Regions from separate parts of the Homo sapiens genome. Here region 2 is linked to region 1. A link is an interaction called in ENCODE POLR2A ChIA-PET data of the cell type or tissue named here. Cell type or tissue: MCF 10A. All regions are shown on one strand. Each heading gives the region's core, and the rest is flanking DNA. Links, peaks and the distances in the headings are about the cores only.

Region 1 (7,560 bases), core at 1,706-4,205:
TTTGGAAGGTACACAGACAATAATGAAGCACGTAAACAACAAACAGATAACTGTTGAGTGTTGATAAATACGACAAAGAAAGTAAACAGGGCAAGAAGATAGAGTGAGATAATGGAGTGTATGCTATTTTATATAAAATGATAAAGAGAGGCCTCACTGATCCGATGACATTTTGGCCAAGACGCTACTGAGATAAGACAGTGAGCTACACAGATAAATGGAGGAACCTTGTGTTCAGCAGGGGTGACAGCAACTGCCAAGGTCTTGAGGCAGGACTGCAAGGAGTATGTTTGAAAATAGTAATCATCCTGCAAAGTAATTGCTATTATCCTCATTTTACAGATAAAAAATCGGAGGCACTGTACAGCAAAGCAACTCATCTAAGGTCACAGGACTGGTGAATGTACAGCTGTAATTTCAGCCTGAGTCTCTCTGACTCCAAAGCCTTTGTTCTTTCCTTCACATTGCCATGTTCAAAGGCAGTGCTGGTGGTATGAAAAGAGAGAGTGGAATGCCCCCTGAATTTATCATCCCACCTCACTCTTCCAGGGAAGTTTCCTGGATCCTTCCTCCATCTATACATCAAGCAGTTTATCTTGACTGAGCAACCACTATGTGCCCACTTGTGTTGGGCACCAAGGGAAAGCCAGTGTTCATGACCACCTGATGATCTCACACAGGAGAGAGCTCACAGAGGGGTCAAAGTCCACCTGGAGTAGGTCAGAGAATGAGAGCTGGACTGGGAATGCTTGTTGGGGGAGATAGAATATGAGCTGGGTATGAAAGAATGAGGAGTAGATAAGCTTCTGGCTTGGTGACTACTCGGCTTCCCCATCACCCCCACCTGTAGTAGGTAGTATTATTTGTTGACCCATATTTCTTTCTCTACTTCTATTGCCAAGTCCTCCCTGTGGGTAGAATGTTGTCTGTTTCATTGACTTTGGCTTTGGCCATATGATGTGCATGGGTTAATGCAATGTGGGTGAGAGTGACAGTTACTGCTTTGATCTGAAACTTGGAGAGTCATGGCAAAGCTCTGCTGGTCTTTTACTCTTCACTTTACCACAAGAATAAAGCATCCCAGGTAGTTGCTGGTCCAGAATGAGTAGATATACGGGGTGGAACTAAATCCAGCCCATTTTCTAAAGTCAAGCTCAGCCAACCCAGCAGGTGCCAATAGTATCACTGTTGGCCTGTCCACCTGTAAATGTGACATAAACATTTGTTTTAATAAGCCAGTGAGATTTTTGTGATTGTGTATTACCTGGCACTCTTACAGCAGTATTTAAATAATAAATAATACACCTTTGCTTTCAGTCATAGGTAAACTCAGGTAAGCACCTTAACTGTTCTGGCGGATGGGGCACATTATGAAAACAAGCCAGAAAATGTATTAGTCACTCAGGTTCATGAACTCTGCAGCTCAAGATTCTGTCTCTGACTTTATAGATATCCCAATAATTGTGTTTTTGTTCCCACCCTCCTCACCCTTATCATCTAGCCTACAGATTGTCCATAGCACAGAGTATGAAAAATTCTTTAAAAGTTGGTTCCTGTATTAGTCCACTTTGCATCACTGTAAAGGAATACCTGAGATGGGGCAATTTACAAAGCAAAGGGGTTTGTTTGTCTCATGGTTCTGTAGGCTGTACAAGAAGCATAGCAGCAGCATCTGCTTGTGGTGAGGCCTCAGGATACCTTTACTCATGGCAGAAGGCAAGGGAAGCTGGTACGTCACACAGTGGGAAAGGAATCAAGAGAAGAGGGGAGGGAGGTGCCAGACTCTTTAACAACCGGATCTTGCACAAACTAATGAAGTGAAGACTTACTCATTACTTGGGGAGGACACTAAGTCATTCACGAGGGATCCACTCCCCTGACCCAAACATCTCCCACCAGATCCCACCTCCAACACTGGGGTCACATTTCAACGTGAGATTCAGAGGGAACAAATATTCAAACTCTATCAGCTCCTGTGTCCCAATAATTTCTAGTTATTTACAGTAGAGAATATTAACTTTGCTCCATGAAATCTTGGAGCACTAGAGGGACTACTGAAGGGCCAGCCATGGTAAGAGAAGGACAACAAGACCAGGGATTCCAGACTCCCATCTGGGCTGCAACTCAAAAATTTCTACTTTTATTTGTTGTATACAATCAGATTCCTTATAAAACTTTGTCTGAAGCTGAAATCCACTACTGAAGAATGTTTGGAATCACTAGTGTACATGGAAAGCCCCACTTCCACACCCTGATATCTCAGGGCTTCCATAACCTTTCCCCACTTTTTAGTCTAATGGTCCCGTTTCTCCCTTGGCTCTAGTCCCCTTTCCCAATAGTCTGTGCACTCCAGTTACTGTTCCCATGCATGCTCAGATTTCTTTTGCCTCCCTTCTCTCTGTTTGCAAAGCCCTTCCCACTTCTATCTGCCAAAGCCACCATTTGTCTCCCAGGACCTAGCATCAGAGACAGAGAAAGTTCCCCAGAGAATGTTTAGTCCAACCCCTCTACTTTGTAATGTTGTAATGTTGATTTGTAAATTCCAACATCTATTGAGTATTTATTAAAGACAGGCACTGATAAGCATTTTACGTAAATCAGTTCAGTGAATCCTTCAATACTTTGAACTGTGTACTATTATTCTTTCCATTTTATGCAGGAAGAAACTGAAGCCCAGAGAGGTTAAGTAACTTGCTCAAGGTCACACAGCAGTTTAGTACATAGTCAGTGTCTGAATTTACACAGGCTCCAGAGTCTGCATTTTAACCCTTTCAAAATATTGCCTTCCTCATTTTATAGATGAAGAAACTGTGCCATTCAGTTGAAAGAGATTTGCTTAAGGTTACACAGCTGGTTTATGACCAATCAGGTCAGTGCCCAGGCCTCTCGGTGCCAGTCTGGGCTTCATTCAACCTTGGTTGTGCCCACGCTGGAGGTGCCCAGCTGGTGACACAGCCAGGAGGAATCCTTGCAGTGGTGCCTCCTGCCAACTGGCCATACCTGTGTGCAGTCCACGCTGGGCATGTTCTCATTTGCTTGCAGAGCTGGAAGGGACCTTGGAGCATGTCCAGGTCATTGACTTTTACCTGACTACCCATTAAACTTACCTGGGAAAGTTTTAAAAATACTGCTAAGCTGCACTCTCAGGGTGTCTGATTTAATGGTACAGGGGGTGTGCCAGGACATTGGTATTTTGGACACACTCCCAGGTGGTTCTGAAGTGCAGCCAAGGTTGAGATACTCTGTTGTAATCCAACATACTGCTGTGCCACCCCATTTCATAGAACAAGAAATGACCTGTGTCAGTCCCCAAGTAGTCAGAAGCAAAGCCTAGCCTAGAGGAGACTCCCTGATGATATTAAACCCCATACTCGATTCTACTAAACAGGAGTTCCCCGCTGATCATATCAGGCATCTACACCTTCCTGTGGCACATGAGCCCAGAGCAAAGCAAATAAAATCCCATCTGGTTGGAGAAAAATAAAATGAAGACTACTGGGCACCGTCACCATAAGCATGGGTTGCTATCACAAAGTATTATAGACCAGGGAGCTTATAAACAGCAAATTTATTTCTCACAGTTCTGGAGGCTGGAAGTCTGAGATCCAGGTGCCAGCATGGTTGGGTTCTGGTGAGGACCCTCTTCTGGTTGCAGAGAGCTGACTTCTCACCACATTCTCACATGGTGAAAAGAGAGTGACTTTGCTGTCTGGCCTATTCTTATAAAGGCACTAACCCCACTCACGAGAGCACCACTCTCATCACCTAATCACCTCCCAAAGGCCCCCCCTGCTAACAAGATCACATCAATCCCGATGCCACGCTGTTAGGAGGTGGGGCCTTTGGGAGGCGATTGGGATTAACTAAATGTTTGTGGGGAACACAAACATTCAGTCTGTTGCAGCCACAGGACCTGGGATGTCATTGAGGCGATTTGTGATGGCACAACCCAATGGTTGGGGATCAGGAAATGTAAGCTTCGAAGGCTTATTCCATTGTCCTTTGTATGAAATTCAGTAACTCCTGTATTAATTTCAGTAACCCTGGACTGTCATGGGTCTGCCCCCTTTCGTGGGGTATGGGCTGAGATCTGGCCACCACCTTCCTACCTTCCACACCGTTAACCCCAGTACTTCATATGGAACACACCCTAAATTTGATTTTTTTAAAAAAATAGTCATAACCAAACACCTCATATTTTATCTTTTTTTCTGAAAAAGAATTTTAAAATCTGACATGCCACTTAAAAAAAAAAAGAAATCGCATGAGTATAGGCATGCCAGTTTAACTGGGGGTTAAAAAATCCTCACTTTCACAGCCTCTTGCTATGTAGTTGTCCCTGGTTACTGTTCTGCCTCTGTCTCCACAGAGACCACTCTGGGCCAGTAACCATGGCGATAGGAGAAGACGTGAGCAGATGGGAGCACTATGTGCAGAACTTAAACATCCTTGTGTTGGGGGGAGGTAAGTGGGGAATGAGGGAAGGAGAGGAAAGAAACCTAAGAGAGACAGAAAGAAGTTACAAAATCCTTAACCTAGGAATAGATTGCAATGTTGGGGACAAACCACAAGGCATGTTTTTTTATTTTTCTTTTTTGCTGCTGAGCCAAGCTCTTCTTTTTGATTTCAATAATGATTTATCCCTAGGGAAATGGAGACAAAAGCTTTCAACATACAGAGCTGGAGGCATTTTTTAACCATAAATGTATTGCATTAATATATGTTTAACGCATTATTCAACTTGGGAAAGCAAGAGTCTGAAACCCTGTCAATTTAGGTACAATGTAATTGTGGCATATTGGGAAGACCATAGCCTGTGCAGGAGGAATGACATTGGGACACAGACCCTGCCTCAACCAGTCTCCTCCTGGGAGCCACAGGCCAGGCCCTGCTTCCAGAGACTTGGCTTATAAGATTCTCTGAAAGGGAGCCAACAGATAGTTGGCTTTGAAATTATGCAAAAAGAAAATCTTAAAGGATGCTAAACTGAGATTTTCTGTATTAGTTTTTGCTGAGGTTCCGAAGAATGACACCAAAAAACTAGGTGGCAAGCAACCATGCATGGCATATGAAGAAATTGCAAATTCAGTTTTTCAGTTCTTAGCCTAAAAGTAATAGGGAAGTGGCCAGGGGCAATTTCTTTGCAGAGATATTTGGCTGAATATCACTCCCAGCTCATGGGAGAGAGAAAGGGGCCATTTTCCCACCACTTACCTAAAACCAAGGAAGGAATTATCAAGAAACCCACTAGGAGCTTGATCCATGACCCTCTGGAATTTGAGGGAACCATACGAACTTGCACCTGACTCAGAATAGAGATCATGGCTGATACTGCAGCCTGTAGGGTGGGTGGATGGGGCAGGGGCTGAGGGAGAGGCTGGGAGGAGAAAGAACATAGAGAGGAGGGGAAAAGCTGTAAATTCCACAAAGAGTCCATGAGCTTTTGTTTTAGACTTAAATAAGCTTTTATTTGGTTTATTTATTGAAGAACACTGGAAAAGTTGAAGCTAGCCTGAGACTTTATGCAGGGTGGTGATAGGAGGAGAAATGCACAGATGCTGAAAGCTGCGTCTCCTAGTCTTAAAGAGAAATGATGAGAAAGGATGAAGTGGCTTTCTGTTTGTACCGTACAGGTGCCAGCCCATTCAATAAACTGGTTACAGGGTGTTAGGGAATGAATTGTGTCCTGTCAAAATTTAGATATTAAAGTTCTAACCCCCAGTGCCTCAGAGTATGACTGTGTTTGGAGATACAGTATTTAAATAGACAATTAAGGTAAAATGAGGCCATGTGGGTGAGTCTTAATTCAGTATGATTTGTATCCTTATAAGAAAAGAGAATTAGGGGCTGGGCACGGTGGCTCACACCTGTAATCCCAGCACTTTAGGAGGCTGAGGCAGGCAGATCACAAGGTCAGGAGATCAAGACCATCCTAGCCAACATGATGAACCCACATCTCTACTAAAAATGAAAAAAAAAATAATAACTGGGTGTGGTGACACATGCCTGTAGTCCCAGCTACTCAAGAGACTGAGGCAGGAGAATCGCTTGAACCCAGGAGGCAGAGATTGCAGTGAGCCAAGATTGCGCCACTGCATTCCAGCCTGGAGACAGAGTGAGACTCTGTCTCAATAAAACAAAACAAACAAACAAACAAAACAAGGGGGTTAGGACACTGACACACACAGAGGGAAGACTATGTAGCTTTGGTCCTCAGTGCCTCAATGGACTTCACAAAACCTGCTCAGAGACAAGACTGGACTGGAAGATACTGTGAAGTCCAGGAGGACCAAAACTGTGAAGATACCAAAAGATGACCATCTATAAGCCAAGAAGAAAGACCTCAGGAGAAATCAATCCTGCTGACACCTTGGTCTTGGACTTGTAGCCTTCAGAATTGTAATAAAATTTCTGTTAAGTCACCCAGTCTGCAGTACTTTGTCATGGCAGCCCTAGCAAACTAATATATGGCTATGACTATTTTGGGACTCTAGCTGCCTGTATCTTTGGCCTGAAGAGAGGTGGAGTCTCTCCAAGGATCTCTGCAAAATAACATTTCTAGGGTCTTTTAAGAGACTTGAGGTTTTGCTGCTTCTCTATATCCTCCACAACTCACTCCTTGTCATCCATTCTTGAGTGAAAGCCATTTACAGTCATCACTCATTTATCTGCATTGAGGCTATTGGATCCTGGTTGCTCTGGTACTTTGGGTTCAGATACATAGAAATTTATGCCATTTCCCCTGGATCTCAGGACTGGAAGTCAATGCCCAGGCAGGTCATGGTGGCAGGTGAAGTAGGGGGCTGCCTGTGGTGTGGTAGTTTAGGACAGATGGACAAGCCTACAGCCACCAAGTCACCAACTCAAACCAAACTGAACCTAAAACAAAGTCCTTACCCACTTGCTCGCTGATTCTGATAATGCTTTCCCTGGAGTTTCTTCACTCCTTTCCACAATGTCCAGAGCTAGAAGGAGCCACAGAGCCTACTCCATCCATCACAATGACACCTGATACACAATCTCCATTCATTCATCTACTCACTTACCTAACAAATGCAAATAAACCAATAAAACAGGGATGAGATATGCAAACAAACAGAATTTGTATTTTTCCATGAGTTCTTCCAAACAATTTCTTTCTAGGCCCAAAGAGTGCTTCTAAGGGGAAAGAAGTTTCCAGAAAAAATAATCTGCATTTCCAAGTGGCTGACGAGGAGGCTTGGTCTGGTTGATTTCAAGGGTGTCTCACAAGCTTGTTCTGCTCAGAGACCAGGCTGAACTGGAGCCAGTACTGTGAAGTCCAGTGAGGACCAAAGCCACAGCCACACATGCAGCAGAAGAGCAAAATTCTGTCCTCTACTGGTGCCTCCAGCCATGATGCCAGGATGCAAAGGCATCCAGCTTTCCAGGATCCCTTCAGGGTTGCAGTCATGAGCAGGCACATTGCCTAAGCACCTGGTATTGCTAGGACCTATGCCAGGAAGATTTTCTTGTTGCCCTTAATTCAATGCAAGAGCCCTGGAAGGTTGGTAGCAGTATCCCTCACCATATAAATGAGGA
Region 2 (7,560 bases), core at 2,720-5,219, 90 kb before region 1:
TTAATATGGATGGGCCTCAACAGATCCCTTGAAGGCCTGAATAGAACAAAAGGTGAATTAAAGGGGGGGGATTTTCTCTCTTTGCTTCTGTGTCTTTAAGCTAGAAGATGAGTCCTCTCCTGCATTTGGATTCAGACTTGAACCAGACTTATACCATCAGCTCTCCTGGTTCTCAGCCCTTCTGACTTAGGCTGGAACTATATGATCAGCTCTCCTGGGTCTCCAGCTTGCCAGATGCAGATCTTGGGACATCTGAGCCCCTATAACCATGTTGGTTAATTACTTAAATAAATCTCTTTCTATCTGTAGCCATATCCGTATCCGTATCTATCTCCTATTGGTTCTATTTATCTGAAGAACCCAGATTAATGCATACCAGGTAACAGGGGATGTGTTAATTTGCTCAAGCAATGAAACCATATCTGGTACAATCTTCCTTCCAAAAAGATTTTTTACAGTCATTAATTGTGTTCATGCAAATTAGCGAGTTGAAATTTAGCTTTCCTGTATCATCTCAGTTGACTTGAAGCAAAGAAATAAACAAGTATATTCAAATACTAGATAATTAACAAATGTCTAAATTTGAAGCAGGTCTGGAGTATGCTCTGAAATCCAAAAGACCTTGTCTAAATTCTGGTTTTGCCATGTGTGAGCCACCTGATTGATTATACGCAAGAATGTAAGCTCCTCTTTCTCATCTGTACCAGCTGCTCTTGCAGAATTATTAAAAAGATTAGACCCAGCCCAGAGCTTAGCACACGATGTGTCCTCAGCAAGTGCCAGTTTCCTTTCTCCTTGATCAAAACCCATACTACAAGGCCCTGCAGGTCCAGTCTCCCTCTGAACCATATCACTGCTGTCTTCATTTACTCCTAGCCATACATACTGACCTCTTGCTTTTCTTTGAATTAGCAAAGCACACTCTCATCTTGGGCTCTCCCCACTTTCTTTCTCCTCTGCCTTGTACAGTCCACATTTTTCCTTCAGATTCTGGCATGGCTCACACAGCCCCCACAACCCCGCAGTTCAAACACTTCTTCCAGGTGTCTGCTAATCAGACTGCCTTCCCTGACCCACTCATATCAAGGTGAATGACAGTGTCCCTGTGAATGGCCTTTGTGCTTCCAATGAGCAATACTCTGAGAGGCTCCTGTTGGAGCCACCACTACAGTAGTTTGAGGCCCACGGCCCTGTCCAACCAGGATGCTCATCTCATCCCCCTGACCTCCCGGGCTGTAAACACTTTACATGTATCACCTCATTAAATCCTCACAGCACCCCTAAGAGAAAATGCTACTATTACTATCTTCATTCCATTAATCTGACTAATGAGACACAGAAAGGTTAAGTAATTTGCCTAAAGTCACACAGCTAGTGAGTGGAGAAGTGTCCCAGGTGGTTTTATCTATCTCAGAGAAACTCAGCCAGGGGGGTGGAGTCTCTGCCACACCCACTGCATAGCCTGGCCCTGCCCTCACATCTTGTTGCCTTGGTTCGGTTGTTTGTAAATTTAAGAGGCTACCATTGCTCCCAGGAAGACAGGGTAGGAACAACAATGACAACAGCAAAAAAAAAAAAAAAGAATGTAATGAATAGTAAGCATTTGGGACAGCCCCAAAGAAAGACACAACAATGGTCAAAAGCACTATGTCAATACTGTCCCTGTCAAGGCCACTGCCCATCAACAATGCTGGGGACCTTGAGTTAAGTCTGTGCCACTAGAGTTATTTGATGTGATGACACGAGTTTCATCAAAAGGGGAATTTCAGCAAAAGGCTTTGTGGATGTGATTACACTTGAATTTAAGAAATAAATTGATAAACCTGTTTATCTCTCTAGCATGCAGCTGAAAATTTGGCTTTGCTGTTTTCTAATCTTAAATAGACTTCAGAGACTTGGCTTATATTTTACTGTCTTGGGTTCCCAGATTATTGGAGCAGCTGTGATCTCATGAATTTACTCAGAACAACTAGTATGTACTGAATATCTACTATATATCAAGAAGAGGGTCTAGGCCTTGCTTTTAAAATGTAGGGGTGGGTGACACAAAATTTCCTCCATCATAGACCACTACATTCTAGTGTGATATTTCCCAATAAATATTGATACCAGACATAAGCTCCATTCTTAGTATCCAGTCAAATATTATTTTACTAAGAACATAATGTTCACACCGTGTTTAATAAGCTTACAATGTACTTGTTACACTGCATTATTTCCTCAATTGTAAAAGATTTTATAGTCAGCCTTTCATATTCACAGTTCCACATCCTTGGAATTCAACCGACCAGGTTGGAAAATACTCAGAAAAAAAAATAAAAAAATAACAACAATAAAGCATAATGAAAATTTAAAAAACAACATAGTATAACAACTATTCACTTAGCATTTACATTGTATTAGGTATTGTAATCTAGAGATTATTGAAAGTATATAGGAGGAGATACATAGGTTATATGCAAATACTATGTCATTTTATATAAGGGACTTGATCTTCTGCAGATTTTGATATCTTGGGAGAGGGATGGTCTCTCTCCCAGGGACGATTACAGTACAGAGGAAGGATGTACAGCACAGGGGATGGTTGCACAGTACAGGGGACGGTTGTACACTACAGGGGACAGTTGTACAGTACAGGGGATGGTTGTATAGTACAGGGCATGGTTATACAGTATGGGGGACAGTTGTACAGTACAGGGCATGGTTATACAGTATGGGGGACAGTTGTACAGTACAGGGCATGGCTGTACAGTACACAGGGCATGGCTGTACAGTACAGAGGACAGTTAGTTGTGTAATACAGGGCATGTTTATACAGTACAGTGGATGGTTGTACAGTACAGGGCATGGTTGTACAGTACAGGAGACAGTTGTACAGTACAGGGCATGATTGTACAGCACAGGGAACAGTTACAGTACAGGACACAGTTGTACAGTACAGGACACAGTTGTACAGTACAGGGGATGGCTATACAGCACAGGGCACGGTTGTACAGTACAGGGCATGGTTATACAGTACAGGGGACAGTTATACAGTACAGAGCACGGTTGTACAGTACCATCCTGCTGGTTGCCAGATGACTTGGATGTACCACTTCCCCTCCCTGGGAGGAGGTTACAATTGGTATAGGACTTGGACATTTGCCTTGTTTACCAAATGGAGTGAAAATAGAATAAAGAAAGCCACATCCCAGTAGAAGTTTCAACAAGAGTCTCAAGTTTCTGCCACCTTGCTCGATCGCTTCTGTCATGAGCATGACACATTCCAAGAAGCACACACCCCCTCAGCCCAGGTTCCAGAATGAGAAGAAATGTACACCAGTGCCACAGAAGCCAACCTGCAGCCCCTGACACGTGGCACAGCAAGACAGTCGTCGCCATCAGCCACTGAGATTTGGGGGTTATTTCTGACTGCAGCAAAAGTGACATACTCCACATTTTTCCAGATTAAATAATTTTATATTCACAGGTATTATGTTGGGGTCTGCTGAGACGAAATTATGTCAATTTTATGGATGACATCCCTAAGACGTAAGAGTGGTTAAGCAATGGCCCAGAAATCAACCAAAAAGAGGAGCAAAGCTATATACTCAGCTGAATGAGTATATAGTATAAAACAAGACTGACTCACTTCAATATAAAAATCTCTGCAAACTGCAGATCGATTAAAACACTAGCAAATCATAAAGGTTTCATTGGTCTCTGGGCCAGTTCCTGATATCAGGGATGATGCAACAACAGACCAAGAGGCCTACAATAGAACAAATGCAGAACCTTCTCCGTTAAGCTTCATGGGCTGGCAGCCCCAGCTCTCACACTCAGAGGCTCCACAAAGCAACCCTAAACATCTCAGAGAGACTGGATGCTCCTCTCTGGCCATGGAAAGGCCTTCTGAGCTCAACAGACAAGCTCTGTAGTGGCTCTGTGACAAGTATCTCAGAATGCCCATTACATGCCTGCAACCGGCACCGGGAATGGCAACAATCAGAGGGTGTGTTATTTCACCAGGAAATTCAAACAGAAAGACCGTGACCTTAAGGCAAGTCAAGGAGGAAGGTAGCAATTCAGGACAGAGGCTCACAGGCTTTGACATGAGTGACTAATTCAATTTTTTGCTCCTGTTGTTTTAAATTCAAACCTTATTGTTCTTTTTCTTTGCTTTATTATCTTCTTTCTCTCTTACTTTCACTTTAAAAAAACATTCCATTCAACGGGGGCGAGTGAGTCACCATAATCATTTATTTAGACGCATTTCAGGCTCGCTCTATGCTATCCGGCCCCACTTGCTGACATGTATGGAAGGCGTTCTGCAGCAGCTGATCTTTTTACCAGAAAGCCCAATTTTCAACAGCTATTTCTGGGGGGTCTGGGAGGGTTGGCACCTTGCATGTGGCTTTTCATGACAATTCACACCTTTGGTTTCCTACCCTGACCCAAGCTAGGCTGACTTCTAACACCTCCCACTCCTGTATACCCACAGATGCTGTTTTCAAGCCTCCTCGTACCTGGAGCAACAATCCTGGCCTTTGCCTTCTTATACTGTCATATCAACTACATTAAATTATCATCCTAGAAAAATTAGGTAAACATATACGTGTGCATGTTTGTAAAGCACCGCACTGCAGTGCAGAAGCCAAATACTAATATAAAATCAGGAAAAGTATTTCTGACAGCTGGAAAAAATCCCTAAACAGTTGCAGACAAACCTGGAGAAGTAAAGTTGATAAAAATTGATCTGTGAACAGACTCTATCCTTCATCCAAAACCTCTCACCAGGTAGCACCTTGTGAACATGGGTCCCGCACAGGCATGTGAGTCACGCCCTGCAATTTATACAGAGCTTTCAACTTGTTTTCAAAGCTTGTTGTCTTCAAAATATTCCTGAAAAGGAGGCAGGAAGGAAGATTAGCTCCACTGGAGGATGAGGAGATGAAGACCCAGGGAGGCTGTCCACTCACTTTGAGCAGGTCATTGGCAGACCAAGAATTAACTTTTTATTATTTTAATATCAGGTGCCGTGAATTTTTTTTTTAATTTCCCCATTTTAAAAACTTGTAATATGCAGTTGAATGCAGGAAATTCCAGTCATCTTATGTCAAGTACCTTCAGATAAGGTTCTTCAAGGAGGCTGCTTGGAATGGGTTCCATGAGGAAGGGGTTTATCTGTCAGAACAACCCCAGCACCTAAGCACAGTCAGTTCTCAAAAAACAGTTTTTGAATAAGGAAAAGGCAAGTCTTTGCTTTTTCCCTTTTTAATATTTTTAAGCAAACCTACTACCTGATCCAGCAGCTGAAAGCAATCTTCCCTCCCCAGCTCTCGTTAATGAACACTCCACAACTTTGTAACTATGGGGTCCATCCTTTGACACCCACACATACTTCTGGTTGGAAATCCATTTCTATCATTCCTTTGTGAAAATTCCCTAACATCTTCCCACAGCTTCAGGATGTCCTCTAGCTTCCGTCTTCAGTGAGCTCTTACCTACCCCCCTCACACTCTAACCCTATGAGCTACTTGTCCCACCTGCTCTAAGTTGCTACAAGTTGCTATAAGCCACTTTTTGTCCTGAGGAGCAGGATTCAGATGGGCAGAGGATACGAGGTGGGAGCTGGCAGCCTCCAGAGGTCCCTGAGCCTCACTGGGGCCAAATGCTTTTCTTAGCCATCCTCTCTCCCCTTGCCGTATACCCTATTATATTTGCTAGGATTTTTCCCTGCATTTGAAGAAATTCAAGCTCCTCTGAGATGAGCATTTTGCTCTGTAAAGGGAAAGGCCCTGCCAGGGGAGGTTCTTTTCCTTCTGGAAAGGTCTCCAGAGATGAAGTCTTCCGGGTCCCACAGACTCCCCCTGCTACCCCCTGCCACCCTCTGCGTCAGCAAAGTGGAGAGTGGAAAGTCTTGGCTGAAATCCTGACACACTTTGAGGGTTTCTCGAGAGCTTCCCTGTTCCAGCCTTCGGTCAGTTTTTATAAACACCAGTCCCCAGCAGGGATCGGATGAGCAGTTAATCCCCGGGGATTCTGAAGAAGCCCTCTTCCTCTGGACTCCAATTAACACTCTCCTCTCCACAGCTTTCACTTCCAGCTTTCTCCTGGCACCTTATCCTTTCCTTAGCAATCCTGCCCATGTGATGCTTGTCCAGCTGGTTAATGGGGATTTACAGCCAGCATTTCTTCAAAGTTCCAATGTTTATTTAAAAAAATCACAAATAATATTTAACTAGGACTCTTGGACTTAAAAAAATAAATAGGAGCAGAAGTCTTCATAAAAGCTGGGCTCTCTTTCTATCCCAGACCCTTTGCTATGTGCTGGGGATGTGAAGATTGAAGACAAGCCTGGGCCTGTCCTGCATGGTGCACAGGCCAGCATGAGAACAGGCCAGTGAACTGCAGACAGCAAAAACATCCTGGGTCAGAGGGAGTGCCAGGAGGGCCTTGAAATCACAGGCTGGCCTGTGATGTCTCCATGACCCCATGGCCTGCAACCGGTCACTTGTCCACTCAGCTCTGGCCCTGGCCTCCCTGCAGTTTCTTCATCTGGCCAGACACACTCCACTCTGGTTTGGCCCTCGCTGAGGCTCAGACTGGAACAGTTTCCCCCAATTATCCACAATGATTATTTTACGTCCTTCAGGCCTTCACTCAATCCTCACCTTCTCTGACAACCCTATTTAAAATAGCAACTCTTTCCCCAAACTTGCTGTCATCCACCCATCCTTCTGTATACCCATCTCTGCTTCATTTTCCTTCATGGAACTTACCACCATCTAACATGATATACATTTTACTTGTTTATATGTTTATGGTCCATCTTTCCCCAACAAAATATAAGCTCCATGGGTTAGGGAGTTTGTGTGTTTGGTTTACTGCTGAATCCCCAGAAACAGACCCAGAGAAGTGCACAACTCATTGTAGGTGCTCAATAAGTATCTGTTGAATAAGTAGATGGACAGATGGACGGATGAATTTGACGGGGACCTGGGGAAGGTTTATGGCGAATGTTACACCAGAAGCGAATCTCAAAGGGTCTGTCCAGGCAAAGAAAGGGCATTTTGAAAACAGGATGTAGCTCATGTGTGATCCTGCGTAAATCACATTACCATTTTCTCTTCTGTAATACGAAGCTAACGCATAGTATTTGCAAGTCTATGATGAGCCATGAAACTGAAAATGGACTTTGGGTGAGCTAAACTGAGCCAGTAGTGGGGCAGGCTGAAACAACATGGGAAGAGACAAGAGGAAGTTGCCTTTCTCCACAGCCAGCAGATTGAGTTATGACCAGCAGACAGATACTGGGGAAGCCCAGCCCTGTGAGGTGGGAGCTGGTGGGTCAGCTTGATCTCCTGGTTCAACAAGGAGTGTTTCTGTTCCAGGGCAAGGCAAAACCCCAAGCGCTCTATAAAACTGCAGCCTGTGAATCACTGATTCACCAAGCAAGCCAAAATGTTTGCATCTCTCCGAGTCTTGGTTTTGCTCTCTATAAAATAAAAAGCACAACTTCTTCTTCCATCGAATGACACATCTGGAAGTATCCAGAAAACTGTCTGGCACTTTGGGAAT

Evidence for each region. Peaks named below come from ENCODE experiments on the same cell type or tissue, not always from the same donor. Only the 100,000 strongest peaks of a DNase experiment are listed, where the experiment ranks them.
Region 2: POLR2A ChIA-PET joins it to region 1 with 14 read pairs; 2 of 35 experiments call an interaction of 5 or more read pairs at or near these places.

What each region holds. Positions count from the first base shown.
Region 1 is chr2:16,737,293-16,744,852 of GRCh38, forward strand. No RefSeq gene overlaps it. Among named protein-coding and RNA genes, the nearest start is that of CYRIA, 75 kb to the left of the region's middle. In MCF 10A, for the core only: no CTCF peak of the experiment used is centred there; DNase peaks (open chromatin) are centred at 1,739 and 3,069.
Region 2 is chr2:16,646,762-16,654,321 of GRCh38, forward strand. The region is part of intron 1 of CYRIA (CYFIP related Rac1 interactor A); the gene reads right to left. Among named protein-coding and RNA genes, the nearest start is that of CYRIA, 15 kb to the right of the region's middle. RefSeq lists enhancers at 3,105-3,154, 3,195-3,344. In MCF 10A, for the core only: no CTCF peak of the experiment used is centred there; a DNase peak (open chromatin) is centred at 4,220.